2 separate regions of the Homo sapiens genome follow, and region 2 is linked to region 1. Evidence: read pairs that join two places in POLR2A ChIA-PET (ENCODE). Cell type or tissue: PC-9. All regions are shown on one strand.

The links. Peaks named below come from ENCODE experiments on the same cell type or tissue, not always from the same donor. Only the 100,000 strongest peaks of a DNase experiment are listed, where the experiment ranks them.
Region 2: POLR2A ChIA-PET joins it to region 1 with 8 read pairs; 2 of 35 experiments call an interaction of 5 or more read pairs at or near these places.

The regions. Positions count from the first base shown.
Region 1 is chr5:171,423,647-171,426,146 of GRCh38, forward strand. All of the region lies in intron 2 of FGF18 (fibroblast growth factor 18), which reads left to right. Among named protein-coding and RNA genes, the nearest start is that of FGF18, 5.2 kb to the left of the region's middle. In PC-9, no CTCF peak of the experiment used is centred here; a DNase peak (open chromatin) is centred at 1,293.
Region 2 is chr5:171,715,744-171,718,243 of GRCh38, forward strand. No RefSeq gene overlaps it. Among named protein-coding and RNA genes, the nearest start is that of SMIM23, 69 kb to the right of the region's middle. In PC-9, no CTCF peak of the experiment used is centred here; no DNase peak of the experiment used is centred here; H3K27me3 peaks cover 2,500 bases.

The DNA.
Region 1 (2,500 bases):
ACCACCCCCACACCCAGCCTCCTCAGTGAGGTTTAGACCCTTTCTTTAAGCTGGTTAGGATGGGGAAGCTGGAGACAGTGTCCTTTGGTGCAAAAAGAGGATGGGATGCTCTGTTAGTGGATGGCACTTTTTTTTTTTTTTTTTTTTTTTTGTGCTCTGTCACCCAGGCTGGAGTGCAGTGGCGTGATCTTGGCTAACTGCAACCTCTGTCTCCTGGGTTCAAGTCACTCTCCTCAGCCTCCCAAGTAGCTGGGATTACAGGTACACACCACCATGCTGGGCTAATTTTTGTATTTTTAGTAGAGACAGGGTTTCACCATGTTGGCCAGGCTGGTCTCGAACTCCTGACCTCAGGTGATCTGCCTGCCTTGGCCTCCCAAAGTGCTGGGATTACAGGTGTGAGCCATCCACCTGGCCTTTTAATTTCCTAAAGCAACATCATCCATCCATCCACAGTCAGGTATTCATTCAGCACATACTTGCTGGGAGCCTGCTTCTTGCTGCCTTGGGAATAAGGTCTAGTCAGTCCCTGGCCTCCAAGAGCTCCCAGTTTAAAGGGAGAAAGTGCCAGATGAACAGAGCCTTGTCTATTCTGCCCCCTCCTCTCCCAGCACTGTGAAGTGGAGTGAGGCAGGCACATACATCTTCCTCCCGTTTAGCAGGGGAAGAAACTGAGTCCCAGGAGCAGTGATTTGCATGAAGGAAAAAGATGGTACTTGTAGAAATTCTAAAGTGTCCCTTACATTGGGAAGCTGGTTCACTTCTTTCAACCATTCTACAGGGAGGCCAAGAGAGGGTAATAATTCTGTTTCACAGATGGAGAAACCGAGGCACAGAATGAGGAAGGGATTTGTTCAGACCCAAGATGCTGGATTCAAGATCTTGTATTCTTTCTACCATAGCAGATGGACCTTCTTCTCAAAGAATCCTGAAATTATTCAGAAGAATATTGGTGGGCCCATGGAGTCCTTAGAGACATGCTAGGGATCTGCAGTGAGATTCTCTTTGGATTCTGGTATAAGGGGGATGTTGAGAGCCCAGGTAGGCGTCTCTGGGCTTGAGGGTGTCTGACTTGGAGTCTGCAGGTCCTGATCCTCCTGGAATGTGTTGATCTGAGAGGGTCCCAGAGTTAGAGGGGGGTACTTGGGGGCTGGGGCCCAGAGGATTCAGCACTCCTCTTCCAGCCTATCCCCAGCAGAGGGGGAAGGGGGAGGGGGAGGGGAGGGGGCGGGGCTCCCCATCAGCATTCCTGAAGCTTGGGAGTGTCACCCGCTCTGAGATAAGGAGGTGGATTTTTAGAATTTCTTGTGGTTGGCACGGCCAGTGTCAGCAGGCTTGGGGCAGCCCATCGGTCACAGATGCAGCCTCCACCCTGCCCTGGGCAGCTCCAAGGACGCACTGGACCCCCAAAGGGAGACTAGAGGGGTAATGGGAAGAGACTTCCATTTTCTGCAGGGCCTTTTGGTTCTGACCTAGTCCTCTAGCAGGAGACTTGTGGGTGTGGAAAATTGGGGTGCAGTCACATCAAGCCATCAAAAACAACAACAATATTCATAGTGACCACCAGGTATAGTGCACTCACTACATGCCAAGTGCTTTTTTTGTTACTGTTGTTGAGTTGGAGTCTCACTCTGTTGCCCAGGCTGGAGTGCAATGGTGCGATCTCGGCTAACTGCAACCTCTGCCTCCCAGGTTCAAGCAGTCCTCCTGCCTCAGCCTGCATGCCACCATGTCTGGGTAATTTTTGTATTTTTAGTAGAGATGGAGTTTCACCATGTTGGCCAGGCTGGTCTTGAACTCCTGACCTCAGGTGATCCACCCGCCTCGGACTCCCAAAGTGCTGGGATTACTGGCATGAGCCACTGCACCTGGCCGCCATGTGCTTTTTTTTTTTTTTTTTTTGAGATGGAGTCTCGCCCTGTTGCCCAGGCTGGAGTGCAGTGGCGTGATCTCGGTTCACTGTAAGCTCTGCCTGCCGGGTTCACGCCATTCTCCTGCTTCAGCCTCCCGAGTAGCTGGGACTACAGGCACGAGCCACCATGCCCGGCTAATTTTTTGTATTTTTAGTAGAGATGGGGTTTCACTGTGTTTGCTAGGATGGTCTCGGTCTCCTGACCTCGTGATCTGCTTGCCTCGGCCTCCCAAAGTGCTGGGATTACTGGCATGAGCCACTGCGCCTGGCCAGCCATGTGCTTTTGCACATTATCCAGGTCAAGCCTCACAACCAGCCTGGAACTAGGGAATTCTACAGAGGAAGAACAAGAGAGGCACCGGTGCATAAAGTAACCTGCGTTTGGTCACATAGCAAGAGAGAGGCAGAGCTGGATTCAGCTCTGTGTCTGTCCGGCTCTAGGACTCAAGCTTACTTGTATGAGGGCTCTGGAGTGTGGCTCTGCTTTCTCTTTGCTGTGTGACCTCGGGCAAGTTACTTAACTCCCCTGGGTCTCAGCTTCTGCATGTGTACAATGGGAAAAAACAACCAAAGAAATCATCCCTACTG
Region 2 (2,500 bases), 290 kb after region 1:
GTGTCTCAGGGCTTACTGTTTACTATGCATCAGATGCTCTCCCAGGTGCTAGACAGCCAAGGGTAAGCAAATGCAGAAACCATGTCTGCCCTCGAGGGGCTCACAGTCTAGTGCCCCATGGAAACCACAAGACTTCCCTTCATGAAGGAGTTCAGGAATTACCAGTAGAAAACTATATCCTGCAGCAGACCTAGATCTGTGTTTTTGCATCCAGGCTTGGCAATGGAAGTCTTCAGCTTTAGCTAGTTATGGGCTGGTTTGGTGCCTAGCAGGTGTGTGCTTGAGTGTTTGGCATGAGGGAAAATAACAAGAAACCTGACTTTTTAATAAACTGAACTTTTAAAAATACCTGCAACTGGGTGCATCATTTGGGGTCTCAGGAGGAAACAGATGGCACAGTCCAAAGGGGTGTCAGCAGAGAATTGAATAAAGGGACTGATTTTAGCGGTGTGGAAGCCAACGAGAAATTGTGAAGCCCCCAGGAAAGTAGTAGTGGGAAGTTGCTACTGCTGGTAGAAAGAAGAGACAAGGGAAGAAAGGAGAGGATGCAGGACCCAGAAAGAACCCAGTTGTGGTTTTCCTGAGGATCTACACACATGTGACTATGGCCATTATTGATGCACCTCCCAGTTCTGTCTAAAGCTCAGCCTTTTCTCCAGAGCGTCATCCCCTCCAAAGTCTGATGAATATCTCCATCTGGGTTTCCCACAGGACATGCAAATACAACAGGTGCAAATCAGAACTCGGAGCTGGATTACTACACAGGCAGATGAAGCAAGTGTCCACCAAAGCAGGGGGAACAAGAAGAAGAAGAATGGAAAGTATTTAAGTATATTGTTATTTCATAAAAAAGTATTAAAGTGTGCAAGTGTTTACATTAGTGACAGAATGACTACAGAGCTATAAGGAAAAAAGTAAACGTTGCATGCATAAAATATAACTCACGCCATGCATAAAATATAACTCTTATAAAAGTTAAAAGATTCTAATTGCTAGAAGAAAACATAGGAGAAAATTTTTATATATTTTGGATAAGCAAAGATCTCTTAGATGAGGAGAAAAACCATGAGCCATAAGAAAAAAATTACAAATGGACTTTATCAACATTTCAATTTTTTCTTCTTCCAAAGACAACATTAAGAAAATTAAAAGGTAAATCACAGACTTGGAGAAGTTATTCTCAAAACAATTACCTGACAAAGGACTTGCATCCAGAATTTAAAAGAACTTCTATAACTCGGTAATAAGAAGACAAATAATCGAATTTGTTTTAAATGGGCAAAGACTTTGCCCCTGAAAAAAGTTTATATGAATCTCTAATAAGCACATATAAAGATGTTCAACATTGTTGGTCATCAGGGAAATACAAATTTAAACCACAGTGAAATACTACTTCATATCCACTGAAAAAGGCTAAAAAAATGTTGTTAAAGGTCTGAATACACTAAGTGTTGGTAAGGACAAAGAGCAAATGACTTGCTCATGTGCCACTGATAGTAAAGGAGAATGGTACAATCACCTTGGAAAGCAATTTGGCAGTTTCTTTTAAAACTAAGCATATACTTTATGATCAAGCCATTCCATTCCTAGGTATTTACTGAGAGAAATGAAAATATATGTTCTCAAAGGGCTTGCACACAAATATTCATAAGTCTTTTCATAAAAGGCAAAAACTGAAGACAACCCAAATAGCCACCGACAGATGAAGGGATAAACCAACGGTGGTATAGTCATACAACAGAGTAATAAACACACTACTGATATTCACAGCAACGTGATGAATCCCGGAAGTATGAGGCTGAGTAAAAGAAGTCAGACACAAAAGGATATTTTCAGAGTAACTGCATTGATTTGAAGTTCTAAAACAGGTAAAACTAATGCATAGTGATAGAAGCCCGATCAGTAGGGGATGTAGGTATTGTGTGGGAAGGCTCAGGAAGGAAACTTCTGTAATGATAGAAATATTCTATATTTTGACTGGGGTGGTGGTTACACAAAAGGTGTACACATTTTTCAAACTCACTGAAACGTGCCTGAAACATGCATGTATTTTATGTAAGTCATTGCTAAATAAAGCCTGTCTTTATAAAAAGCATTGAAGTCATTATCCTAGGAAAAATAAGAATACTGTAGGACTTCCTTTGGTAAGAGCGACTTTCTGAGAGTGCACCATCATCTTTCCAGTGACCAGGGTCCCACAGTCCCAATCCAGTTCTACCTAAAGTTGCCATCCTCTCCTCACTCCCCTAAACACTTCTTGGCCCTCGTTGGCTCTGGCGTGGAATCGGTGTCTATGCTGGAACACGGATGTATCCCGACAATTCCTTCTCTTCCCCCCTCACATCCTGTCCATCACCAAGTCCTCTTGGTTCCCCCTTCACATTGCCTTCTCCGTAGCCCCACCCAGACGGGAATCAGGCCCCTCCACACCCCTCCCCCACCTCCTGTTTGCCTTGCTCTTCACAGTCCACAGCTGCTTCTCGTTTGTCAGAAGAGACAT